2 separate regions of the Homo sapiens genome follow, and region 2 is linked to region 1. Evidence: chromatin contacts called from ENCODE Hi-C or POLR2A ChIA-PET data. All regions are on one chromosome and are shown on one strand. Each heading gives the region's core, a stretch centred on a gene start or an enhancer-like site at or near the end of the contact. The rest is flanking DNA. Distances are from core to core; before and after follow the strand shown. Region 1 overlaps GARRE1 (granule associated Rac and RHOG effector 1). Region 2 overlaps GARRE1 (granule associated Rac and RHOG effector 1).

Region 1 (6,093 bases), core at 1,827-4,326:
AAAAATTAGCCGGGCGTGGTGGCATGCACCTATAATCCCAGCTTAAGGCAGGAGAACCGCTTGAGCCTGGGAGACAGAGGTTGCAGTGAGCCGAGATCGTGCCACTGCACTCCAGCCTGGGTGACAGAGCGAGACTCCGTCTCCAAGAAAAAAAAAAAAACCGTTATGATGTCATTTTGCCCAGAATATTGTTAAATTGTTTTAGAATAACAATACTAAATATAGTGACAATACTAGTTTGAGCCAGACTGTGAAACAGGCAAAGAGGTTGTTGAGTAGAGACTAAATACAACCTTTCTGGAGGGCAATTTAGTATATTAGAAGCCTAAAATAAGGGATATGACCTCAACAATTCCACAGTTTCACCTCTAGAAATTTATCTTTGTGATATGTATTCACATTCAGCTATAAGGATGAGTATCATAGCTTTATTAATAAACAGGAAAAACTAAGCATATATTGGAAGGTATTTGCTATTAAAATGGTAATCTGCATGAATATTTAGCTATAAGAGAAAATATTTAAATCATTTAAGTAGGCAGAGATACTAAGGAACAAAGAGGTGCTGTTGGTGCCTATGTGGACTAAAATGGTAGTTGGGTAAGGCATACAAGTTGTATTTAAACCATTTGTTCTTTTTTTTCGAGACAGAATCTCGGTCTGTCGCCCAGGCTGGAGTGCAGTGGCGCAATCTCGGCTCACTGCAGCCTCTTCCGCCTGGGTTCCAGTGATTCTCCTGCCTCAGCTTCCTGGGTAGCTGGGATTACAGGCGCATGCCACTACGCCCAGCTAATTTTTGTACTTTTAGTAGAGACAGGGTTTTGCCATGTTGGCCAGGCTGGTCTTGAACTCCTGACCTCAGGTGATCCACCTGCTTCGGCCTCCCAAAGTGCTAGGTTTACAGGCGTGAGTCACCGCGCCCGGCTCATTTGTTCTTGAAATGTAAGAGTATAATAGTAGATTCTGTCAAAAGTGTTTAGAGTCTATGAATATATTTAAGTAAATGTTGGCAGTTCACTTTGTGTCCTAAAACCTCCCTTCTATAAGTACTCTGCCACCAAAAAGTTCTTTTATTTTTTTAAATTATTATTATTATTTTTTTTTTGGTAGAGACAAGATCTCATGCTGTCCCCCAGACTGCAGTGCAGTGGTGTGGTCATGGCTTACTGTAGCCTTGAACTCCTGGGCTCAAGCAATCATCCCACCCTGGCCTCCCAAGTAGGCGGGACTACAGGCATGTGCCATCATGCCTGGCTAATTTTTAAGTTTTTTGTAGAGATGGAGTCTCACTATATTAGCCAGGATGGTCTGGGACTCCTGGGCTCAAGCGATCCCCCTGCCTTGGCCTCCCAAAGTGCTGGGATTGCAGGCGTGAGCTACTGTACCTGGCCCAAAATTTTAAGTTAATTGTAGGGTGGCATACTGTGTCCTGAAATTAATGGTAATTTATACACATATTTTCATTTCTATCAAACAGTAAACCAGAGGCTCACTTTCTGTAAGATTTTTGTGTTACTAAATTCTTTTTTTTTCTTTTGTAGTCAGTGTTCTGCTGAAATGTGTTCCTGAATTTTTTTTTTTTTTTTTGAGATAGTTTCGTTCTTGTTGCCCACACTGGAGTGCAATGGTGTTGTCTCGGCTCACTGCAACCTCCACCTCCTGGGTTCAAATGATTTTCCTGCCTCAGCTTCCTGAGTAGCTGGGATTACAGGCACCTGCCTGCATGCCCAGCTAATAACTTTTGTGTTTTTAGTAGAGATGGGTTTCACTATGTTGGCCAGGCTGGTCTCAAACTCCTGACCTCGGGTAATCCACCCATCTTGGCCTCCCAAAGTGCTGGGATTACAGGCGTGAGCCACTGCACCCAACCCTGAATTCTTAAATTTTTCCAATTCAGGCTGTCATTGGAAAATGTTAAAACTTAATCAGAATTCTCATTTTGAAGAGTTTGAACTTTTGGATAGTTGGGTGAATATAAACAGTCAGTGCAAAAATGGCTAACACTTGAGTTTGTTTTGAAAACTCTCCCTGTGGGGTTGATTTCATTTGTAACTCATTGCACCCCCGCAAAAAACACCTTGTAGACTGTGATTTCTTGTAGAGGTGCCCTCTGCTGGGTGCTTTTGGTAATTTTGCAAAATTTTAGTTCTGTTTTTTTTTTTTTTTTTCAAATTACAAAATACTGTATGTGCTTGTTGGGAAGAACACAAACAGAAATGATTGCTTTACTCCACCTGGAGAAAAAGGATATTGCTATCCATCCATGCTTTGTTTCACCAAATATTTACTGAACACTTACTGTGTACCAGACACTGTTCTGGGCTCTGGGAATTTAATTATGAGCAAGACACACAGGGTCCCTGCCCCTCATAAACCAACTTGAGAATAGAGAAGGGGGAGACAGCTGTTAAGTATAAGAGATGAGTTCAGACACAGGCAGGCGTATGATGGAAATGAGAGGAGAGTGCCATTATATGATAGAGAATAAGTAGGATAGAGATTCGGGGGAGACTTTTAGACGAGTCAGTCTGGAAGAGGGTCTGAGGATGTGACATTGGATTTGAGAGGAGCCTGTCATGCAGAGAGCCGATGGGGAACACACTTCAGGCAGAAAGAATGCCAGTGCAGAGGCCTCAGGAGTGACCCAGCATGGAAGGAGATGTGCTAGGTGGTGATGAGGATGGGAAGTTGTAGACGTCAAGACTTGCAGGGCCCTTGAAGGAATTGGGTTTTTATCTAAGAACAGGTAGAGGGTTTTAGGCAAGTCTTGGTGATTTGTCAACAGAATGGGTTTAGCCACTTAAGGGCATTTTATTGATCAGCTCAAGGCTGATGAATAAAATAAAAATGCCAGTTTGTTGATTGTTGATTTTTCAGAAAGATTAATTATCATCACCAGGAGCTGTAGTACTCTTTTCTACATGGCCAACAAATGCTCTCCTAGTGGGCAAACATGTGACAAGCCAAGTCACAACCAGACTTGGCTTGGGAACAAGAGCAAATGTGTCCTGATTATCAGTGATTCCAGATGGAGAGAATTGGGTGCACTGAACCTTGGGCAGGCTCAGCTGCCAAGATTCTCTCTGAGGAGTCCAAGGTCTAGCTGGGCACTAGCAGAGCTTGCGTTGTTGTTCACCCTTTCCAGGCTTCTGAGCCTGGCCGGCTCTCATTTCATTCTCTGATATATTTCTTCCCAAGTCAAAGTCATGTTAGGGAGTACTGCTACCTCCTTGAGTGACTTTGTAAGTGTTGAGTTCACCATTTAGCTTCCAGAGTGCCCAGGATCTGGCAGACATCATCTTCCTAGTAGACCTATGCTGCTCAGACTGTTTTCCCTCTCAGAAAAGGGCTCTTGGCCAGACCAAGTGGCTCACACCCGTAATCCTAGCACTTTGGGAGGCTGAGGCAGGAGGATCACCTGAGCTCAGGAGTTTAGGACCAGCCTGGGCAACATAGCGAGACCCCATCTCTACAAAAAAATTAAAACATTAGCCAGGTGCGGTGGCACACGCCTGTAGTTCCAGCTACTTAGGAGGCTGACATGGGAAGATCGCTTGAGCCCAGGAGGTCGAGGATAACAGTGAGCTTTGATCACACCACTGCACTCCAGCCTTGAGGATAGAGTAGGACTCTGTCTCGAAAAAAGGTTGGGGGGCTCTTGGTGTAGGTACCCTGAATGGACGGTGGAGACCCAAATGATGAGAAGCAGTTGGCCATACCAAAATCTCAGGAAAGAGAAATTCGGGCAAAGGCAGCAGCAAGAGCAAAGGTCCTGAGGTGTGGACAAACCCATCCAGGGAGGAAGAGAAGGCCTCACAGCTGGGACAAGGTTGAGGGGCTGGGCACAGAGGGCTTTGAGGGCTGTGGTGAGGGTTTAGATTTTATTTCAATCACGATGATATCCCATTGAAGAGTTTTAAGCAGGGGAGTGATGTGCTCTGATTGGCACTACAGGAAGCTCACTCTGGCCCCTATATGAAGGATGGGCTTTGGAGGTACAGGAGTAGAGAAAAAGAGGCCAGGTGAGAGCTTGGTCCTGAGACCCAGGAGTGGTGGTTTCCTGAAGCAGGGGGTTCATAAACAAGGTGGCGAGAAGTGCTTAGATTCTGGATGTGTTTTATAAGAAGAGCTGTCAGGATTCACTGATGGATTGCATGCAAGATGTGAGGGAACTAGAGAGGGTGTGTAAGTTTTGGGGTAGACAGTTGTGTTGTTCACTTATTGGAGAAGTCGGCAGGAATCAGAGTGTCTGAGCTAGCACAGACCGCACAGGTTAAGGGCTCAGCCCCACAAGGCTACTCCCCACTTCAGATGCCATCCACAAGTCCCAGGTTGTCACCCGACTTCTAACCAATCGGCTATAAGTTGGGGGTTCCCAAAACCTCCAGGTTTGATATTTTGCTATAATGGCTCACAGAACTCAGTAAAACATTTAATTATATTTAAGGTTTATTATAAAGGATATTATAGCAGATACAGATTAACAGCCAGGTGAAGAGGTGCATAGCGTGAAGTGTTTGGGATGGGGCTCCAAGCCTCCATGCCCTTGCCAGCTATGCCCTGTGCCCAGCACCTTAGTGTGTTCACCAGCGTGGAAGCTCTCAGAACCCGATGGTCTGATGATTTTTATGGAGGCTTCATCATATAAGCAAGTCATCTTATTAGAACAAAAGACACTATCACCTAGGAAATCTCAAGGGTTTTAGGAGCTCTGTATCAGGAACTGGAGGCAGAGACCAAATATATATTCTGATATCATGAGACCTCAGACCTTTTTGCTTCCTACTCCTCTTGTGGGGCAGTGAGTTCCAGGATCAGCCCTGTTGTTCTCTCCATGTTCTTACAGTTACTGAATTTTTGCTGGGCGCCAGAGGTACATAAAAGTTGTAGCCTTTTCTATGAGACCTGCTTGAGACACCTTTGCAGAGAAATGCAGCCAAGACTAATGCAGCCTAATCTATGCCTAGGTGCCTGAAAGAAGACCCTGCTACCATGTCCCTGCTGCAGAGAAGCCTTGATCCTGAGAAGACCCTGGGTCTAGTGGACGTGCTCTACACAGCTGTGCTGGACCTAAACCGCTGGAGGGCTGGAAGGTTGGTGTCTGTGGTTTGCATTAGATGCATACCGAGGGACAGTGTGACTATGCACAGTTTCATGTGTGCTTGTGTCATTGATAGTATACGGTATTGTAAAGAAGGCAGTAAGGACTTTTTAGTAACTTTTATTTTCAGAATAATTTAAAACCTGCAGCAAAGTGGCAAGAATAATACAAAGAACTGCTCCATGCCCTGTACCAGATTCCCCTATTTGCTAACTTTTTTGCCTTCCTTTATTTTGTCATTTGAGAGGAAGTCCATCAAGAGGACTTTTAACTCAACTCATATTCTCCTTATGAATTAAGAACAGAGAAATGTTTAGAAAATTTGCTTATGTCTTTTAGAATTTTTTTTCTTTTTCAATCAGTTCTCTCAGGTTGAACTTGAGAAATGTGTATACATCTGGTAGTGGCCTTAAACATCTAGCCATGGCCCCTCTCCCTTTTTCTTTTCTTTTCTTTTCTTTTCTTTTCTTTTCTGTCTTGGTCTTTGTCTTTGGTCTTGTCATCTTGTCTTTTTAGGATCTGGCTCTGTTGCCCAGCCAGGCTGGAGTGTAGTGGTACAATCTCAGCTCACTGCAATATTGCTCTCCATCCATGCTATCCATCCCATCCATCCCCCAGCTCCTGGGCTCAAGTCATCCTCCTACCTCAGCCTTCCGAGTAGCTGGGATTACAGGTGTACGCCCAGCTAATTTTTGTATTTTTCATGAAGATGGGGTTTCGCTGTGTTGGCCAGGCTGGTATCAAACTCCTGACCTCAAGTGCCTGCCTCGGCCTCCCAAAGTGCTGGGATTACAGGCGTGAGCCACCATGCCCAACCTTTTCTCCCTTTCTTAACTCATGAGTACACAAAGGCCAGAATAGTGAAGTGACTTTTCCAGGGTCACACAGCCTTCACCTGCCTCAGCTCCTGCCCCATGCCCTTTCGCTCTTTAGGGCTCCATTTTAGTATGGGAAAAATGTGCTCAGGAAACTTTGAAAGTCACAGCCATCTG
Region 2 (6,714 bases), core at 3,056-5,555, 68 kb before region 1:
AGCAGTACTGAGGCACAAGAGTTAGGCGACTTGCTCAAAGTTAGTAAGTGCCATTTATTCAGCTGATATTTACTAAGAGCAGGAATTCACATCTAGATCAGTCTGATTCCCATACCCGTACCAGTAACTACTGCATTTTGGAAGTGCGTCGTTTCCATGAAGTTTCTTTGTATTGGAGCATCTACCTGAAAGGCAAGGGCCTGAGCATTTTCTCCTTTTCCCTTATTAACGGTAAGCTCCTTGAGAGCAAGCATTATGTCTGTCTCTTCACCACTGCATCCTGGGTTCCTGGAGCAGTGCTATGCACTTAGGAGAACCTTAGTGAATGTTTGAGTATGTGAAGGCTCATGGCGCAGATAAGTGGCAGAGCCAGAAGCCAGCCTGGAGGTGAACCACTGCGGGCCTGCTCTCTGGGGCTGTCTTCCCTGCCTAGCGAGTGGATGGTGAGGAATCACCTAGAATTTTCTCATTTCTTAATGTTTGACCTGATGAAATATTGGGAAGAATGAGCTTCCTGGCTGTGACTCTGATTTTCTGTTGTTTTTTTTGAGACAGGAGTCTCGCTTTGTCACCCAGGCTGAAGTGCAGTGGCGCAATCTCGGCTCACTGCAACCTCTATCTCCGGGGTTCAAGCGATTCCCCTGCCTCAGCCTCCTGAGTAGCTGGGACTGTAGGCGCATGCCACCATGCCCAGCTAATGTTTGTATTTTTAGTAGAGATGGGGTTTCACCATGTTGGCCAGGATGGTCTTGATCTCTTCACCTCGGCCTCCCAAAGTGCTGGAATTACAGGTGTGAGCCATTGCATCAGGCAACTTTCTGGTCTTTTTGAGGGATGGGAAGGTTTGCTGGGTATGCAAAATTGGAGTCAGTGTTCTCAGCTTGGAAGAGATGTTATAATTTATTGATAGAATTTTTTATGGATGCCTTAAATTCTCAGAAATGATTTTGAATCTTAAGTTTATCTAAAATTTATATAATCCTTCTCCATAGTGAGAAAAAAATTTCTAAATTATAGTTCGATTTACCTATTTATATATAAGCTTCTGGATAAATACTTGTTTTTTTTTCCTCCATTTGAGGTTAATTTTGGATAGGTTCCATAGTGCAAAGTTGTTAAGAGTGGCAGTATAGAATTTTTAAGTTTTCTTGGGCCAGACATGGTAGTTTATGCTTGTAATCCCAGCACTTTGAAGGGCCGAGGCGGGAGGATCGCTTGAGGCCAGGAGTTCGAGACCAACCTGAACATCACAGCGAAACCCCATCTTCTGCAGAAAAATTTAAAAATTACCCAGGCATGGTGGTGTGTGCCTGTAGTTCCAGCTACTTGGGAGGCTGAGGTGGGAAGTTGCCTGAGCCCGGGAGATCAAGGCTGCAGTGAGCCGCGATCACACAACTGCAGTACTCTAGCCTTGGCAACAGAGCAAGAGACTGTAAGGTCTCACTGCAGCCTCAATCTCCCTGGCTGAAACCATCCTCCTACCTCAGCCTCCCAAGTAGCTGGGACTACAGATATATGCCAGCACACTGGGCTAATTTTTTTTTGTTTACTTTTTAGTAGAGTCGAAGTCTTGCTATGTTGCCCAGGCTGGTCTTGAGCTCCTGAGCTCAAGCAGTCCTCCTACCTTGGCCTCCCAAAGTGCTGGGATTACAGGTATGAGCCACCGTGCCCAGCCAAGACCCTGTCTTTAAAAAAATAAGTAAAAACAAAAACAAAAAATAGAATTTTAAGTCTTCTTAAATAACTTTCTAATGGACACAATTAGTTTTCAGTAATCCAACCTTTTTTTTAGAAGTTTTGAAAACTTTTTTTTGGATACCTGGGCTTTTGCACATTGTACCACACTGTAACAAAAATAAACCGCAGGTTTCTAACTGGTGTAGACTGTTGATTTTTTTTTTTAACAAATTAGGTTTGAATAAATTATATAATTGCTTTGTGGTTTTTTTGTTTTTTTTTTTTTGATGGAGTCTCGCTCTGTTGCCCAGGCTGGAGTGCAGTGGGGTAATCTTGGCTCACTGCAACCCCTGCCTCCCAGGTTCAAGCAATTCTCCTGCCTCAGCCTCCTGAGTAGCTGGGATTACAGGCACCTGCCACCATACCTGGCTAATTTTTGTATTTTTAGTAGAGACGGGGTTTCACCATGTTGGCCAGGCTGGTCTCGAACTCTTGACCTCGTGATCCACCCGCCTTGGCCTCCCAAAGTGCTGGGATTAGAGGCGTGAACCACTGCACGTGGTGCTTTGTGTTTTTTTTTTTTTAAATCTACTTAGAAATAAATTATTTTCACCCCCTGATTTACACTTGAATTTCCACTAGCAACACAATTTGTTGTCACAAATGTTTTCATAGTACTTGGGCACATTTGATGCAGAAATTTTTAATGGTCCAAGACTATTTTAGTTGATAGATGAAACCTTCCTTTTACCTGAACAAACTTTTTCGGAAGTTTAGGAGCCAGCTTTGTTCATCCTTTGGTGATAGGTGGTGGTTTGTATGTGTTTGTAGACAAAACTTTCCTTGGCGGGGATTTGCCCCTTTTTTCGTTGTTTCTTCTTCCTTTGAAGATCTCTGTTTAACAAAGATTTTTTTTTTGGCTCACAGTGTTCCTGTAATAGAATTCCTTCAAGAGTTCTAATACTAGTTTTGTTTTGTTTTGATGGCAGCAGGTTTTGAGAGTGAGCTTTTGACTTCATAAGAAGACTAAAACAACAGTCTTAGAGTACAGTTAAGTCCATTTGTTACCAGAAAATCAGACAGACAGCTAGGTCTGTCCTCATCAGGACCAAGTAATACTGGATTTTTTTTTTTCATTAAATGTTCACTATTTTTCTTTGTATGAAATTGAGGCCAGGTATAGTGACTCACACCTGTAATCCCAGCACTTTGGGAGGTCGAGGTGGGAGGGTTGCTTGAGTCCAGGAGTTTGAGACTGGCCTGGGCAACACAGTGAGACTCCGTCTCTTAAAAGAAGAAAGAAAAAAGAAATTGAATATGTGGTGATTACTACCCGTTTCATTTACTTTTTTACTTATTAACGTAGTGACTGTTTAAAAAAAGTTACGCATTGATCTTCCTGTTCCTTCCCCACCAAAAATAAAAGCAAAAACAACAAGCCACCCCTCAAATGAAACAAAATTAAGCCTGTTCTTTATCTATATTACTACTTAGCACATTTGACCTATTTTTTTAAAACCTCTGTTATTTTGAAAGTAAATTTTGGCTCTGTTGACCTTGCGGTTAGAAAAGTTGTTCTTCTGCTTAAATGAAATGATCAGTTGTTTGTAGATTACCAAATATAAAAGCTCTTCAGAACCGCTAATGATAAGTTGCTTTGGCTTCATAGAGGAACGCCATGGTTTGTGGTGGTAAATTGTTACAGAGCAAATGTCAGTACCAGAGGCGGTCATGGATCACCACGTGGAAGCAGGTTGTTCCCACATGAGATTGGTAGCGAGCCGGTGCTGCATCTGTCTCCTTTCCCACTGCATCCTGGGTGCCTGGAGCCTCACAGGGTTGACCCGTGTTGGGGGTGGGGATGGTTGTAGAAGCCTCTTTATTTTTACTTGTGATAGATTCTGGCACTGATTAGAATGTTTATTCAGTAGTTTTTTTCCTATCCGCCTGAGTTTTCATAGCTCAGTATAGGATAACATGGGCTTCGGATTTTGTCAACCAATCAATTATATAGTAGCTCTTTTGTTTTGTTTTTAAAATTTATTTCTATTTATGTATTTATTTATTTATTTTGAGAGAGGCCCTTGCTGTGTTACCCAGGCTGGAGTGCAGTGGCATGATCATAGCTCACTGCAACCATGAACACCTGGGCCCAAGTGATCCTCCTGCCTTGGCCGTCTGAAGTGTTAGGATTACAGTGTGAGCCACCAGACCTGACCTTTGTTTTGTTTTAGTAGCTACCTCTTGACTAGAAAAATAGTTTAATCTTGGCCTCCTTAAAACCTTTTCATTGATATTTTTTACTCTGCTAGAACAGTTCAGTTTTTGCATGTCTTCAAGTGAACATGCTTTAGTATTAATTCCATGGAAGCCATTTCTGTAGAATAGGCTAGTGTCCAGTTTTGTCCAGTTTTCCTTTTGGAGCAGTGTCTCAGGCACAGAAATAGTCTGGGCTTGGTGGACCCCACCCCAAAGTGTCACTTCTTTTCCTCTGGCCTTGCTCTCCATGCCCGCCTTTCTCTTCTGATGTTTTAATGATACCCTCCCTGCTCGGTGATTTGTGTTCAGGAAGCTAGGCAGTGATTACTTTTGTTTCTGCTTTGTGAACTTCCTCCCCCACTTCCTATTTTTACCGCAGTTGCACAGGAAATGAGGCGGCTCCTGGCTGGCTGCTGCTAAGCAGTGATTTTAGGTGGCAGAGGACAAGGCCTCAGGGCCTGAGCCATTTAAGGCATTTTCCACCTTAATCTTTTCACTACCTTCTTCCTCTAGGAGTCATAGGAACATGATTTTGTGATTGGGTTGAGGTGACATCATGTCCTCAGCCTTGTGGGTGGAGACAGGGGTTGCTGTTTAGTTGGAGGACAGCACTTTTGTGAAGGAAGTGAGGGCTTTTTTCAGCAGTAACAATGTGGGTGGAATGTCGTGGCCCTGTGGCCTCTGCAGCTTGAGGGAAGGTTAAGTTGAAGGGACAGGCCCTGTTGCAGGTAAGGATAGGGAGGTGGATTCTGGTTACTCTCTAGAGGGCCTTGACTGGCAGCTTGAAGTGAGCTGAGGAGCCTAGTCTGCTCTCTCAGATCTTTGAGGGGGGCCTCAGCCTCTATGGCACCCTCCTTCCTCTGAACCCATGGCATTTGTTTTCTAAACGACTTATTTAGCATTTATCAGTCTCTTTTTTGATGATGCCTCTTCTTAGCTTATGGACCCGTTATAGCTTAATTTATGGAGAAAGTTTGTATCATCTCCCCAGAAAGAAGTAACTTGTTATACATTAGTTAACTTGAATATGGAAGGTGCTCAAAGCATTAGTTTATCGGAGATTCTTAAGAGCTGCACTGTTGACATTTTGGGGTAGATAATTCTTTGTAGGGGCTGTCTTGTGCATTATGGGATGTTCAGCAGCACTTCTGGCCTCTACCCACTGGATGCTACCCACTAGCACTTGCCCAGGGTGACAACCAAAACATCTCTAGACATTGCCAGATGTTGGTAGGGCAGAGAAGGACACAAAATTATACTTTTCCCCACTTGTTGAGAACCACTGTGTTAAAGAATTGAATTACTAATTACTAACTTATAAAATGGAATAAAGTAGAATGTTTGGTTCCCTGGGATTAAAGCCATTTGTTAGTTTCTATTTTCATATCTGACATTCTCATAATTCTTAGTTTGCTACTTAGAGTATGCTGTGCTCTATCAGCTTCAGCTAGTGTTCAGGTATACCTTCTGTGCACTTTCTTTTTTTTTTTTTTTTTTTTTTAGATGAAGTCTCACTCTGTTGCCCAGGCTAGAGTGCTGTGGCGTGATCTTGGCTCACTGCAACCTCTGTCTCCCGGGTTCAAGCGATTCTCCTGTCTCAGCCTCCCTAGTAGCTGGGACTACAGGTGTGTGCCACCACACCCAACTAACTTTTTGTATTTTTAGTAGAGACAGGGTTTCACCATGTTGGCCAGGCTGGTCTCGATCTCCTGACCTCGTCATCCACCCGCCTCGGCCTTCCAGAGTGCTGGGATTACAGGTGTGAGCCACCACGCCCGGCCCCTTCTGTGCACTTTCATTGAAAGAACTAGGAGCTGGGCGCGGTGGCTCATGTCTGTAGTACCAGCATTTTGGGAGCCGAGGCAGAAGGATTGCTTGAGCCCAGGAGTTTGAGACCAGCCTGGGCAATGTAGAGAGACCCCATCTCTACAAAAAATCAAAAAATAAAAATTAGCTGAGCTACTTAGGAGGCTGAGGTGGGAGGTTCACTTGAGGGAGGTCAAAGCTGCAGTGAGCTATGATCGTGCCACTGTGCTCTAGCCTGGGGCATGGAGCAAGTCTCAAAAACAAAAACAAAAACAAAAACAAAAAAACTAGGGCCTGAGCCTTTGGCAGGCTGGCTTCTTGTCCTCATAGAAGGCATTCTGTCAGCTTCTGTGCCTTGATATTGCTTGCTCTGGAAGTCAATTTCCTTGGAAGCTGAGTAGTGCAAGGGTAAGGAGGAAATGAGAAACATTTAGGATATAATAATAATAGGTAACATTTATGGAGCAGTTGCTGTAGAAGAGGCACTGTGGTGAACAGGATTGACAGGATTGAAAGGACAGGCTAGACAACAGGACGGGGACCATCTGGAATAACACCTTAAGTTTGGGTTAAAAGTTGGTTGTGCCTTTGACCAAGCAAGGCAGTAAATATAGCAGGAGGAGTGGGAAATAGAAAGGTGACAGGGTAAAACTTTTTTTGAAACATAGTCTTGCTCTGTTGCCCAGGCTGGAGTGCAGTGATGCAATCTTGGCTCACTGCAACATCTGCCTCCTGGGTTCAAGTGATTCCCAGATAGCTGGGATCACAGGCGCCCACCACCATGCCCGGCTAATTTTTGTATTTTTAGTAGAGACAGGGTTTTGCCATGTTGGTCAGGCTGGTCTCAAACTCCTGACCTCAGGTAATCCACCCACCTTGGCCTCCCAAAGTGCTGGGATTACAGGCGTGAGCTACCGTGCCCTGGCCATGAAAGGGTAAAACTTGAAGACCCTGCAGAGATGTCTCCTGGGT

The links. A loop is a pair of places that touch in the nucleus more often than their neighbours do. ChIA-PET counts read pairs that join two places held with the same protein, here RNA polymerase II (POLR2A). Pooled maps may share reads with other maps.
Region 2: a loop to region 1 is called in a map of B cell, with 9 times the contacts of the local background. The contact joins two enhancer-like sites. A Hi-C loop is called at or near these places in 29 of 168 maps with a recorded cell type or tissue (B cell, CD4-positive, alpha-beta T cell, CD4-positive, alpha-beta memory T cell and 15 more), 4 of 37 single-sample maps with no recorded cell type and 24 of 50 pooled maps. POLR2A ChIA-PET finds 5 or more read pairs at or near these places in 12 of 52 experiments (A673, AG04450, CD4-positive, alpha-beta T cell and 9 more).

Annotation. Positions count from the first base shown.
Region 1 is chr19:34,334,900-34,340,992 of GRCh38, forward strand. It overlaps GARRE1 (granule associated Rac and RHOG effector 1), which reads left to right. Exons shown (of 14, transcript NM_014686.5): 9 at 4,968-5,093. Among named protein-coding and RNA genes, the nearest start is that of GPI, 27 kb to the right of the region's middle. Within about 2 kb of position 3,077, at least 6 of the 41 ENCODE cell types and tissues checked have a DNase peak (open chromatin) inside an H3K27ac peak, as active enhancers do.
Region 2 is chr19:34,265,831-34,272,544 of GRCh38, forward strand. The region is part of intron 1 of GARRE1 (granule associated Rac and RHOG effector 1); the gene reads left to right. Among named protein-coding and RNA genes, the nearest start is that of GARRE1, 15 kb to the left of the region's middle. RefSeq lists an enhancer at 4,286-4,986. Within about 2 kb of position 4,306, at least 35 of the 41 ENCODE cell types and tissues checked have a DNase peak (open chromatin) inside an H3K27ac peak, as active enhancers do.